Linked DNA regions of Homo sapiens: region 2 is linked to region 1. The links are chromatin loops, found by intact Hi-C in ENCODE. Cell type or tissue: spleen. All regions are shown on one strand. Links, peaks and the distances in the headings refer to the core of each region. The heading gives the core; the rest is flanking DNA.

Region 1 (7,230 bases), core at 1,025-6,024:
TCTTTTGAAAGGTCATTGTGCCCAGTGTGGAGAAGGAATTAGTGATGGCAGGTTCAAGGCTGGGAAACCAGATAGGAAGGTGCCAAAGTTAGGGTAGGAGACGAATGACTCAACAAAAGTCAGGAGCAAAGGCTCCAGAGACGAGAGACCAGATTCTTCAGGGAAGAATGGGACACTTGGAGACCAGAGGGACATGGAGGACAGAATAAGGTGACATGGATAGCCTTCAAGGTTTCTGACTTATGCAATTTGTTGGATGATAATGTTTGCTGCTGAGAGACGGAATTCTGGAGAAGAAAAAGATTTGGGAAGGAAAAGTCTCTGCTTATAATTTTGAAAATATGTTGGGTTTAAGGAGCTATGAGGAGTCTTCACTACACAATCAACAAGACAGTGTATTTCAGTATAAACGTGTTGCCCATTAGCATCTCCTCTTTGGATCTTTTATGCCAAAGAATATTTCTTTAAAACTTAAATACAACAACACTGTTACTTAATTTTATATGATCACAGCACTTCTAGTCAGAAGAAGACAACCTGAAGGAAATCTGATCCTGCCTATTTTGTACAGCATGTAAATTTCAAGTTTTATCTTCTGGTAGAGAAAAGAACTGTATCAAAGAGCTTTATGATCCTCTAATCTTACCCAGAATAGTCAAATCTAAGAAAAGTGGTATTTTGAAATCATTGTCTTAGCTGGATTCACATTTACAAATAAAGCATATGGAGTGAGACATCCTTTTTACTAGGGGTAAAGAGAATGTCCAATGTTAATAAAAGTGCTCCTTCAAGGCTCCACAACCAGCATTACGTACCTAGTAAAGGAACAACACCAGAAGCTATGACATAAGGTACACACAGGGAAAGCAACAGCACAGAGATCACGGGAGCTGCCAGTTTACGAACAATATAGTGAAGGTCAATGTTCCGGATGCCATTTGCGTAAACCTGAAACATTACAAAAAGCAATTAGAACAAAGATACAAGACAAATTCCTCCAAGTTAATACAGCAATCTCCACACAACTGAATCTGCCAACCCAAAAATAGTCAAACTGGTTACTTCTTCTAAAGTCAAGGCAAATTCTGGTATATCAACATAAGCATAGTGCCCACGAGTTTCTGAAGAAATGTATTTACCCACTAACGCTCTGCAGTTAGCTCTGCTAAGTGATGAAATAAGACACTAATCTAGAATAATTTATACTCTACTTGCACTATACAATACCAGATGACATTCAGTGGTATTCATTCAAGACCACATTACTTGAAGTAACTTCATACATCTTATGAAAGAGATACGTAATATGTAATATTGTGTTATTATACAATATTGCATTCATTTTATCTGAGTATGATGAGAAAACACTGAAGCAGGAAGCGTTTCTGAAAAGCTTGCATAAATCAAATTTTAACAAATCAAAAGGTATTTAAAAATTTAGTATGAAAGAATTCTATAGTGAATATAAAAAAAGCAAGTCCAAGAATTACTAGAATATTTCCATCATCTTATCCAGAAAATTCTACAAGAGTAATGCAGAGGAAAGAATGGATGGAAATGGGAAAACCCTGGGAACAGAAAATTTAGATGGAGTGCAGACAGAAACAAGGCTTAGAAGGCTGTTATTTTCTTCTCCTCTTGCCTCACCAGCAGCACTTAAACCTCTCTTAGCTGTGACTGAATGTAGCATAACTCAACCCCATCACCTCGGAATTTGAATGGCAAACATGCTTAACCTTTTAAAGGCATGCTGCCATTCCCAAAGACACCTAGTTAACCCAAATGCATTTTAATCAATGAAGCAAGGCATCCCAGTGTTTCTCAACCATTTCCAACCATTTTTCTTAAATTTACAGAGACACACACGCACATACGCAAGAGAAAACAATGAATAAGATAACAAATTATTTAGAAGATCAATGATGTTCCACAGCCTCCAGTATGAATAAATCCCATCTCCATGCTCCTTTTTCAAGGGCCAGAGGCTAACCTGGCCATTCTAGAGTGTACTGGCCTGCACTCTGATCCTGAAGGGATATGAAGCCAGAAGCCCCCAATCCATCACACTCCTGGTGGACTTCAGAATTAGCCCATACTTTAGAGACACACACAAACACACTGCAATTTGCTGGCTCCCTAACCCCCCTACTCCTAAGAATCAAAATCTTGAAATACAGGCACTTTTTGAACAGATTTTCTTGAGCATGCTTGGCTAACTACTGTCTTTACTTCTCATACAGCAAAAAGAGGTGTACTTTACTGCTGCAGAACTGTTATGTCTTACTTATGTGGCACTGGCCTAAGGATAAGAGGGGTCCCCACAAGTACATTTGCCATATAGCTAAAGCGTAAAGTAGCAGCAAAATCTGTTATGTTGGCCATTTTGGATAGAAATTTTCCTTAAATGAATTACCATACTTTCTAGTCTTATTATCGGAGTGCTAAAGCACAGTCTACCTTTTCCAAGGTATTCCCACAACAATCAAATTATCTGGCAGTTCTGTAATACAATAATAGTCTTAGGTACTATGTAGCTAGATGAAGCCAAAACAGCTCTCCTTTTGTAATGTTTTTTCCTCTGTCTTCTTTTATTACCTCGAGCAATAACCTTTCCCCCACTCCAAATCTACTACAGGCTTAGAAACATTAATATCAACCTTCACCAGAAAAAAAGCACGTATTTTCATTTTTGTCTCCACTATGAACAGGGTTCTAGATACCGTAAGCTACTGGTTAACCTTCAGATAAAGGATGGCTTAAACGTGGTTGATGAAAATTCATGGGAGTATAGAAAACCACAATATGCCACCCTAAAAATATGCCTCTTAGGCATAAGGATTGTTTTGAGTTGAATGCAACTGAGAAAGAATAGATGCAGGAAAACTTTCCGTCCTCCCTCTATTGCCTAGAAGCAGAATATAAATGTATAAAGACAAAAGGTAGCCCACCCCACTTCCCTACACCATGAAGGACAAAGATTACCCACTGAAGAGAGCTTTGGGCCTTTCTGGGCCTCTAGATGGCACCAGAGGAATCAACACTGCCAAGCTTTACTAAGGAGCCGCATCTGCCAATTTTTTGCTTCCCCTCACTTGCCACCCCTAGAGACTCAAAGTCCTTTTCCTTCATCTTGTCACTTCTCTAAAAATTTATTATTCTTTGTTGAAGATTCGTTGGAATTCAAAGCCACCTCTTTGAAATTACTCATTCCCTGGGTATCTCCATGTATATATGAAATATGTACTTTAATAAACTTTTGTTTTTCTGTTGTCTTTTATTAAAGGGTTCCATTTTAACTAAAAAAAACAAGGGTTGAGAACAAATTATTTTCCTCCCCTACAGTGGTAAAACTAAACTGCTGTCTTTAAAAAAAAAAAAAAAGGTTATATATGCCCATCAAAAAAAATGTAGAAAACTCAGCAAGGTAGGAAGATAAGAAATAAGAGTTATAGCTGCCAAACATAAACACAACCAATTCCAGAATGTCTTTCTCTGAAAACTGATTTTGCTTACCTGTTCAATTACAGTTTTCAACCACCACTGAGGACCCATCAATGTTATAGCTGCAATGATTTTGGCATGCAGGACTCCAAGTGCCCAGTCCTAGGGAATTAAAAACCATTTAACATATTTCTGTTGTTTTTTAACAATAAACACAGCAGAGAGGCTGTATAATTTTCTTACATTATTTCACATCAAAATAGAAGTTCTATAGGATTGGCAACAATTTTACAAAAGACTAACGTACTGAAAACCCAGAGAATTTTTTTTCTTCAACAGCTCAAATTCAATGTTTCCATCAAAAATTGTTCTTCTATCTTTTAAAAATCTATATTGTTTTCCCAAGAGTTAGAGAAAGTCTGGTCATTAATGGATATCTCAAAAAGCAAATAAAATAAATGCCAAGATTTTATTTCAAACTATCTTTAGGCTATTTCATTGGTTTCAAGTGAGCTGATTTATGTCAAATTAAGACTGTGGAGCAAAGTTTGGCCTAAGAAACCATTCTAAAGGCTCACAGATAGCTTCTAGCTTGAAGCATTTGTGGTTCTACTGGGGAACTGTTACTAGGTTCCTCCTCATGGTGCAACGGACTCTTGGCCTGCCCACCCTCCAGCTCTCCACCAGACAGAGTGATGACTACTTCCTCCCTCCCCACAGCCCCCTTCCCCACCACCACCAAGTATCTCTTTAAATGCAAATCAGATCATGAACGTAACTTCCCTGCTTAACAACCCTGAAGTCCTTAGCAAGGCACACAAAACCCTTTATAACCTGGTCTCTATCTAGCTTATTTAAAACAACAACAACAAAAAACGGTATTAAAAAAAAAAAAAGAAACCACATGTAACATTTAGACTGATTCTTACATAAAACCAAAATCTTTACAGAAAAGACGGGAGTCCTCTGTGATCACTACCTTAAATCCTGATCCCTCCCCAGCAATAACCACTATTAGCTTTTGGTACATACCATCCATGTTTTTCCCCATGCATTCAGCTGCATCTATACATCTATATCCCATAGAAAGTATGTAGTATCATTTTCATATGGACTTTGCTCAGATTGTTAATTCTCCTCTTCACTGTCTACCATCTTGAGGCCAATGTTCCCATTTCTTTACTGGTTTGATTGGTTATTCTAAGGATCTTCTTCAAATGGGGTGAGAGGTTGATACATACACTGAATTCTTGAATACCCTCAAATATCAATCTTCACCCTGATAGGTGAACAGCTAAATGATTTTTTGTCTGGGTAGAGGAAGCTTGGCTTTTGTCCCTTTTACCCAGTCGTCTATAAATTCTCTGATCTTATGGTTTTCAGTGCTACAGAAAAAAAGTCCAATGACAATGCAGTTTTTTGAAGCTTGTTTTGATTTCCCCGTGTCTAATAAGATATACCCAATTACGTGTTTTTATCTTGGATCTCAATCTTACCAAATCTCATGAGCCCCTTCAAACTACAGAATCAGATCTTTCTTCAATTCAGTTAAATTTTCTCCTGTTTTTGTATCAATGCTGCCTCACATTTGTTCCTTCTGGAACCCCCGTTATCAGTACGCTAAGTCTCCTAGATGTTTCCTCCAAAACATTTCTCTTTCTCAATTTCCTCTTCCGTTTTGCCCAGTGCTTTGCATTCATCTTCCAAGCCTCCAAGCCAAGCCCAGTGGTGACTGTCCACATCTTTTTTCACTACTAGATTTGTCTGAAATCTATGTCATACAGCTCCACAACAACTGCGTTCTGCTTTAGAGCTGCTGTTTGTATGTGCGTGTGAACATACTGCACTCGGCGTCCGTGTATTTCCTCTTCTCTCTGGAAGCTCATGGCTCTGCAAGCAGTGCTGTCAAACTGGCATGTGTTCTGACTGCTCTGCCTTAACTTCCTTTCTGCGGCTGCTAAGCCTCCTGCATATAAAGCACTTGTTATAATTTCCTCTGCAGCCTCAAGGAGGCTTGGGCCTGGCTGAGAATATCCTAAAGGGCTTCAAAAGGATCTTTTACGTCTTCAGACCTTTGGGATAGCCCTCCAACAGTCTCCTACTGAGGAACATGAAGAAAGCCTCCCTGCTTTTTCTCACAGGCAGGGAAGATGCAACAACCCACCAATTCAGCTTTCTCTTGGCCTTCTGGGAGTCCAGCAGACACCCAAATGAGATTAATGTTTACCCAAGGAGGTCCAAGATCACTGTGATTCGCGTTCTCCAAAAACCCACTGCTTTGCAGTCCTCTCCTGCCAGACAGGACACACCACACTAGCTGCTCTGCTAGAATTCCAACTGGCCCACTATCCCACGGAGCTGCAGCCACTTGCTGCAGGAAAGGCAAGTAGCTTAAAGTCATGAATTAAGAAAAAGCAAACTGTTCCTTCAAAAACTTGGGGGTTTAATGCAAAACATTAAGGATAGCACGCTGCACATTATCTGTCTACAGCTTGTGCTTTCCCCCAACTCAGAAACACGTCTGGGAGCTATCGATATCAAAACAAATATCTCTACTTCATTTTTTCAATTGCTGCATTGATATTCCACATTTTATTTGGGCATTCTCTATTGGTGGACATCTAGATCACTTCTCATTTTTTGCTATAAAAAATGATGTATTTGCAGAAACAGCCTTGCTCATGCCTCACAGTAGATTCTGAAAAGCCAAACTGCTGAGTCATAATATATAAGCATTTTTAAACTTTGATAGTACCAAAGAATTCTCTAAGGTGATGATGATTTCAGAAGTAATGCTGAGTACTGTAAAGACCACCAAAAATACAAGTATAACTAGAACAAGTTGCATTTATTACTCATTGCAGCAAGGGAGTAACACATCATGGAGAACTTGGGGCCCCTCAGTAAGAGTGCTAGAAAGGGGTTATTACAGGATTTCAGCTTATGTTAGGGATTTGGGGGAGGATTTAAGAAGCAGGAATTTGGTCTGTATCAGATGCTATTAGAAAGCAGAGTAATCTGTGAATGGTTATCTTAATAAATAAATCTTATCTAGAAAAAGTGGCAGAAGCTAAAACTGTAATTGGTAATGAGGCAGTAACCAATCATGTTAGCCAGTAAAGGGGAATGTTTGGTCATTTCTGTGGTTTGAATAATGCTCCTGTTCTGTCTGTGTTCAGACATGATTGCAGAGGGTCTTGCTTTTGTCTTCCTCTATCTTGATCACAGAGTGACAGTGTATGATGTTGATGTTCTGTCAAATTGTTTATGTCCAACAGGAGAACACTAAGGCCTGGCTAACAGTGCCAAGATGGCTCCTTGATGCCACGGGATGCTCTGGCCTTTTCCAGGGCTCATGCTGCGTAACATTAAAAGGCAGATAGTATCTGTTTGTCCCATTTGCAGCAGTACTTTGCTTGATCACTGACTGGGTTAGGGTATTGTCAGCCTGACCCCTCCACTAGTTGTGTGTTTCCCTTTGAGCCATAAAGTAATCCATAAGGTGACACTTTGCCACCATTCAAATAACCACTTTCACACTGCAATGTAACATACCTGCAAATTATTTTCCCATCATGTGGTAGGGGGTCTATGTCCTCTTCCCTTGAATCTTAGCCAACATTTGTTACTTGCTTATACCCAGTAAAATGTACTGAAAAGTGATGTTGTAGGCCTTCTGACATGGGGTCATTAAAGATGATGCAGCTTCTTGTTTGTGGGGTCACTCATTTCCCTGAACTACAACGTAAGAAGCCCAAATACCTTGAGGTTACTTAGCTATGAAGCAGC
Region 2 (7,230 bases), core at 971-5,970, 59 kb after region 1:
CAGCTACTTGCGAGGCAGAGGCAGGAAAATCGCTTGAACCTGGGAGGTGGAGGTTGCAGCAAACCGAGATGACGCCACTGCACTCAAGCCTGGGCAACCAACGGAGCAAGACTCTATCTCAAAAAGAAACAAACAAACAAAAAACACTCCTGGGCTTAAGTGATCCTCCTGCCTCAGCCTCCCAGCTGGGACTACATGTGCACACCACCAGGCCCAGCTAAATTTTTCTTTATTTTTTGTAGAGGCAGGGTCTCTCTATCACCACGTTGCCCAGTCTGGTCTCAAACTCCTGGGCTCAAGCAATCCTCTGGTGTTGGCCTCCCAAACTGCCAGTATTATAGGTGTGAGCCAATGTGCCTGGCCAAGAAGTGATTAACCTTTTGATGCTTTAAGCTCCTGAGGTTTAGGGTAGTTTGTGACTACGACATAACTTAGCTGATCCTATTTTATACAGAATCTTAGCAGCTTTGCAAAAACATGAAGCAAGTACGACTATTACAAACATACAAAGTCAAAAAAAGAATAGCCTGTTTTGTATACTAGTTCCAATCCCACCACCCAAAACCTCAACAGAGTAACAAGGCCAAGGCTACAAAAAGAGTGAAGTCTACAAAGGGCTCAGCTTAAAGTCCTTTACTAAAAATTAAACCACCGAAGTAGGTTCTGTGGCAGATTGAGGCTCCCCCCCATCAGATTCGTATGCAGTAAAATTATGAATCTTGCTCAGGCCAAAGTAAAATCAATGCATCTTGCTTGTTATGAACGCAAACCTACTTAGAAACAATATGGCAAAGCTCTTCCTGGTTTTCAAAGGGAAATTTCTATTTAATCCTGTAGCAATTTTTGTTGCTGTATTTGAATACCTAATGTCTTTACACATGGATACCTTTTAAAGATTCCACCAAAGAGCTTGGCTCAATAAACAATAGTGGTTTTTTTAATTAAAAAAAAGCTTCAAGTCCTTAGTAATTTTTCAAATTCTTGTGGAGATTGCCCAGGAGATGGGAAAGAAAGAAAGAAAACCACCACCACTGTGGAAGTCAGCCCATTTCATCAAAGTTTTTCTAGCCAACAGTACAGTTCAATAATTTATCCTAAGTGCCTAGTATGAGGAAAAAAATAAAACTCTAAGTTTTGGGGTACATGTTATAACTCTTAAGCTATTATCTATCTTGAAAGTTCTTTGATGTAAGACTTCAAAATCTCTCCACTTACCTTCTGGTGTTAAATCAGTGATAATTTAATATACAAAGAATTATTTTTTATTACTAACAGACTTTAGATTTTAGAAGTCTTAGACTTACAGAAAATATGAAGAGAGTACAGAGTTCCCATATACCCAGCACACAATATCCCCTACTATTAACATCTTATTAGGATTTGTTACACTTTTGTTACACTTAACCAATATTGATACATTGTCATTAACTCAAATCCATGGTTTATTCTGATTTCCTTAGTCTTTACCTAACGTCCCTTTTCTGTTCTAGGATCTACATATATTTAGTTGTCATGTCTCCTTGGGCTCCTCTGGGCTCGGGCAGTCTCTCAGATTTTCCTTGTTTCTGACGACCTTGACAATTTTAAGGAGTACTGGTCAGGTACACTGTAGAATGTCTGTTTACTGGAAATTGCATGATTCATGAATAGACTGGGGCTATGGGTTTTGGGAAGGAAAAAAATCACATGAAGTGGCATCTTATATCATATCATATCATATCAAGGGATATGCCATCAACATGATTTGTAACTGTTGGAGGCCGAAAGACTGAGGGTCGTGATCAACTCAGTATACCACTGGAGGCTATAAGAGTGAACAGCAAACTGTTCTCATAAACGCAGAATGTTGGCAAACTGACAAACTGCCTATGCCACCCAGAAGGAATGCTGAAGGCAGTCACGCCCCAAGCTCAGTTTCTTGTGATTAGGTACATCTGAAGCCTGTTCGTAATAATATGAACGTGTGATCAATTAAGCAGCTGACCAGTCATTATCACCTCCCCCCTGCTCTTTCTACCCAATAAATTCTAAGGGCTGTGGAAGCTAGGCTGCTGCCTTTGCTCCCTAGAAGCAGGGAGCCCTCTTTTTCTTCCCCTTTTTTCTTCCTTTAAAAGTTTCTTTTGTCTTAATTTTTCATTTCTACATTTGTCCCCCTTCACTCAGTCTCATAATGACGGTCTCAAGTAGTAACAGCAGTAACTGTCATAGTGACAGTCTCAAGTAATAACCGTGGCACTATGCCACATGTAACTGTTAATGTTGACCTTGTTCATCTGGCTGAAGTAAACAAGGAATGTTTAATATGTAATTATCAATAAAATTTTTACAATTAGTAGCTACAATTATAGTAGACAATTTTGAAAATATATTAAAAATATTACTCAAAATGTCTGCAGATAACCTATATAGCCCAAAATAGGGAAGCGGCTATATAAATGGTGCACATTCACTATATGGAATGTATACAGTCCCTTAAAAATAGCAAATACAAGGCTGGGCGCAGTGGCTCATGCCTGTAATCCCAGCACTTTGGCAAGATGGATCACTTGAGTCCAGAAGTTCGAAACCAGCCTGGCCAACATGGCGAAACCCATCTCTACTAAAAATACAAAAACTAGCCAGGTATGGCAGCACACGCCTATAATCCCAGCTACTCAGGAGGCTGAGGTACAAGAATCATTTCAACCCAGGAGGCGGAGGTTGCAGTGAACCGAAATTGCGTGACTGCATTCCAGCCTGGGCAACAGACCAAAAAACAAAAAAAAAGTATATATATGTATATATAACTATTTGCTAATATGGAAAGAGATATAACATTTTTAAATGACCACACTCCCTTACTTCCAACTAGGTAAAAACACCATAGCCTAAAGAAGAAAATGCAAAAAAAAGACAGCCACTGTAATTGGTCAGACGAGAACATGGGTAATTTTTCTTCCTTTCTCGTCCCCAAGTAGATAGTGTTTAATTGCTACTTTTACAATTACAGGCAGAAAAAAATGTTTAACTGCTCAAATTTTACAAAAAATATTTCCTTTTTGAGGGTGAGCGTATACCCATACACAAACTATGTGGGTTTGGGAATTAGGCCTTGCAAACACAGTTTAAAAATTCCAATTCTCGGCCAGGTGCAGTGGCTCACGCCTGTAATCCCAGGAGGCTGAGGTGGGCGGATCACCTGAGGTCGGCAGTTCATGACCAACCTGACCAACATGGAGAAACCCCACCTCTACTAAAAATACAAAATTAGCCAGGTGTGGTGGCATATGCCTGTAATCCCAGCTACTCGGGAGGCTGAGGCAGGAGAATCGCTTGAACCCGGGAGGCGGAGGTTGCGGTGAGCCAAGATCGTGCCATTGTACTCCAGCCTGGGCAACAAGAGCGAAACTCTGTCTCAAAAATAATAATAATAATAATAATTCCAATTCTCTATGTACCCCAAAGTTTACTTATTTTAGCTCACCAGATTACTATCGTTACTAAATTAAAAATTCACCTGTACTGTTGCTCCTGGAAGCCTGAAAACTGCACTTTCTGGCCTCCTTGCCAACTAGGCTTAAGTTAGAGTCTGTCAATGAGAAGCACTTCTGTGAGATCAGAAGAAGCAGGGAGGCTGGGTGCAGTGGCTCACACCTGTAATCTCAGCACTTTGGGAGGCTGAGGTGGGTAGATCAACTGAGGTCAGGAGTTCAAGACCAGCTTGGCCAACATGGTGAAACCCCGTCTCTACTAAAAATACAAAATTAGCCGGGCGTGGTGGCATGTGCTTGTAATCCCAGCTACTCAGGAGGCTGAGGCAGGAGAATCGCTTGAACCTGGGTGGCAGAGGTTGCAGTCAGCCAAGATCGCACCATTGCACTCCAGCCTGGGCGACAAGAGCGAAACTCCATCTCAAAAATAAAAATAAAGAAGAAGCAGAGAAACAGCGAAACCATTTTCTACTTGTTTCTAAAAACCAGCAGTTGCAGCTAATGGCAGGTACTGCAGACTCCTGCTAACAGATACGCAAGTCATGGTGGAGATTCTGCCCAACAGCTGTGGGCAACATCAAGCTTCAGCAGCACAGGCAATGAATGATTCCAACAATTTCAGCAGTAATGAGCTAGTTATCCATGTATCCCCTTCTCAACTCCAAATTCTCCCTTTCAGTCCCTGTTCAGTGATAGGGATGCTAAGCTTTTCTTTTCTTTTCTTTTGGCTAGGGGCAGTTAAACTTTGCCAGTAGAGGGTGCTGGAGGGATATCTAAGAAGAAAGGGGTGTTTTCTAGCTCCTGCCACACTATCAGTAGTTTTGTTTTAATGAACACCTTCATACAGCCCTGCTGATGAGGACCCAACACACTCCAGGACTTGCACAGGTACACACAGTGATATCCCAACTCCCTCTGCATAACTGCCCATCAACCTTGGCTCACCTGTACCCGGAAGGTTGCTTTCTGCTCCCCAGAAGAAGTGGTGTACCACTTTACACTCCCACCAGCAGTATATGAAAATTCCAACTGCTCTACCTCCTTACAAACACTTGGTACGGTCAGTCATTCTATTACCATTTTAGCCACACTAATAGGTATGTAATGATATCTCACAGTAGTTTTAATTAACAATTTTATTCAGATATATGTCATAAAGTTCACCAATTTAAAGACTTCAATTGTTTTAAGTATATTTACAGTTACGCAACCATCACCATAATCTTTTAGAACATTATCATCATCCCAAAAGGAAACCCTGTAACTATTAGTGGATACTTCCTACTCCATCTGCTCTCCCCAGTTCCAGACAACCACTAATTTCTCTATATATAGATTTGCCTATTCTGGACATTTCACACAAATAGGATCATAGAAAATATGTTCTTTTGTGACTGGCTTATTTCACTTATCCTAATGTTTATGAGATTTATCCAAGTTGTACCATGCATCAGTACTTAATTCCTTTGAACTGCTGGGTAATATTCTATTTTACAAATAGATCACATTTATCTACTCATCAGTTGATGGACACTGGGTTGTTTCTATTTGGCTATTATAAATAATACTGCTAACTCATATACAGGTTTTTGTGTGAATATATTTTTTGAATTCTCTTGGGTATATGAAATTTCTGGGTCATATGGTTACTCAGCTTATCTTTTTGAGGAATTACCAAAATCAGTCACACTATCTTACATTCCTAGCGTAACAAATGAAGGTTCCAATTTTTCTACAATGCTCACCAACACTTACCTGTTCTTTCTGATTATAGCCATCCTAGCAGGTGTGAAGTGGTGTCTCATTATGGTTTTGACTAATGATGCTTAGCATATTTGCATATGCTTAATAGCCATGTACATGTATTTTTTAGTGAAGTGTCTATACAAATCTTTGGACCATTTTAAAAACTGAGTTATTGTTTTCTTATTACTGAGTTCTGAGAATTTTTTATATACTCCAAGCCCCTTATAAGATACATCTTCTGTATCCTGTCTTCATTCTGTTAAGTGTCTTTCTAATTTTGAAAGAAATTCTGAATTTTGATGCCATCTGATTTATCCACTTCTTTTATGGATCATGCTTTTGGAGTCATACCTAAGAGATCTTGGTCTAACCCAAGATTCCGAAGAATTTCTCCTATATTTTCCCCTAGAAGTTTCATAGTTTTAGGTTTTTCATTGAGGTCTAACAGCCCTTTGAGTTAATTTTGGTATATGGTACAAGCTATAGCTCAAAGTTCTTTTTTTTTTCCTACAGCTATTCAACTATTCCAGTGCCATTTGTTGAAAAACGATATCCTTTATATTTTATGCAATTGCTTTTGCACTTCTGTCCAAAAATCAACTGTCCATGTATGTGTGGATCTATTTCTGGACTCTATCCTACACTACCAGACAAATGGATTTTAATTTAACAGTTAATTTAATTTTTTAAGGTGACTGCCATGTTTTCAGATACGTTAAGAAACTACCACTTGTCAAGTTTTGACATAGTATCAAAGAACATACAAACATCTGAAAATATTCATCCCTTTTCAAGCTATAAATCTGTGTGATGCCGAGTTTTTATATACACTAACCAAAACACTTAACAAAGTGACTGCAAAGGGAGAGATGAGAATCCAATTGTCTTATAATAATCCAGATAACGTTATTTTTATTAACATATATTGAGTTTATTGTTACTTTTAAATATTCTAAATAATTTGTATTCATTCTTCATTTCTAATATGGTAAATATCTATCTTTACATATAAAACCCACATAAACAAAAGTCCTTTGGGTCCTCAATTTTAAGAATGTAAAGGGGTCTTGGGACAAAGCTTTGAAAACCACTACTCTAGCTACATCAATGCTCTTCAAACTGTTCCATTCAATAGAAATGCCTCTTGGCACTTTTCAAGGACTTGGAATGAAGAAATGAAACATGCAGAAAACATTGTTGCACAGGTCCTAGATACGTAGTAGACATGTACCCAATATTTGGTAAATGGGGAAGTAATCAAAAAAGACATGGAATCTCCAATATTCTATTTCAAAAGTGTTATAACAGAACTGCACCCTAAACAGGGTAAATTTGTGTGTAAATTATACTTTATTAACCTGATTCCATCTTTACAGAATACATTAAGAGGTGACAGAAGGGAAGGAGAGAGACAGGAAAGTAAAAAGTGTATTACAGCCAGGCACAGTGGCTCACACCTGTAATCCCAGCACTTTGGGAGGCCGAGGTGGGCGGATCACCTGAGGTCAGGAGTTCAAGACCAGCCTGACCAACATGGAGAAACCCCATCTCTACTAAAAATACAAAATTAGCCAGGTGTGGTGGTGCATGCCTGTAATCCCAGCTACTCGGGAGGCTGAGGCAGGAGAATCCCTTGAATCCAGGAGGCGGAGGTTGCCATGAGCCGAGATCGCGCCATTGCACTGCAGCCTAGGCAACAAGAGCTAAACTCCGTCTCAAAAAAAAAAAGATATTATAATGAAGTTAAGTTATAAAAAATAAGTGTACAGGGAATGCTTCAGTCTTCCAAGCCTTCAAGAATTCATGTCTATCATGGGCTGAATTGCACTGCCCCTCCCCCCGTAATTCACGTGTTGAAGCCCTAACCTGCATGTATACACAATGTAACTATATTTGGAGACAGGATCTTTAAAGAGGTAATTAAGTTAAAATGAGGTCCTTAGAGTAGGCCCTAATCCAATATGACTAGCGTCTTTAAAAAAAGAAGAGATTAGGACATAGAGGGACAACTACA

What was found. A loop is a pair of places that touch in the nucleus more often than their neighbours do. Peaks named below come from ENCODE experiments on the same cell type or tissue, not always from the same donor. Only the 100,000 strongest peaks of a DNase experiment are listed, where the experiment ranks them.
Region 2: a loop joins it to region 1, with 2.3 times the contacts of the local background. A loop is called at or near these places in 18 of 110 quality-filtered maps.

The regions. Positions count from the first base shown.
Region 1 is chr5:10,420,108-10,427,337 of GRCh38, reverse strand. It overlaps MARCHF6 (membrane associated ring-CH-type finger 6), which reads right to left. Exons shown (of 26, transcript NM_005885.4): 23 at 3,514-3,603; 24 at 816-948. Among named protein-coding and RNA genes, the nearest start is that of ROPN1L-AS1, 18 kb to the left of the region's middle. RefSeq lists an enhancer at 5,307-6,506. In spleen, for the core only: a CTCF peak has its summit at 2,962; no DNase peak of the experiment used is centred there; H3K4me3 peaks cover 762 bases; H3K27ac peaks cover 1,945 bases.
Region 2 is chr5:10,361,484-10,368,713 of GRCh38, reverse strand. The region is part of intron 1 of MARCHF6 (membrane associated ring-CH-type finger 6); the gene reads right to left. Among named protein-coding and RNA genes, the nearest start is that of MARCHF6-DT, 11 kb to the right of the region's middle. In spleen, for the core only: no CTCF peak of the experiment used is centred there; no DNase peak of the experiment used is centred there.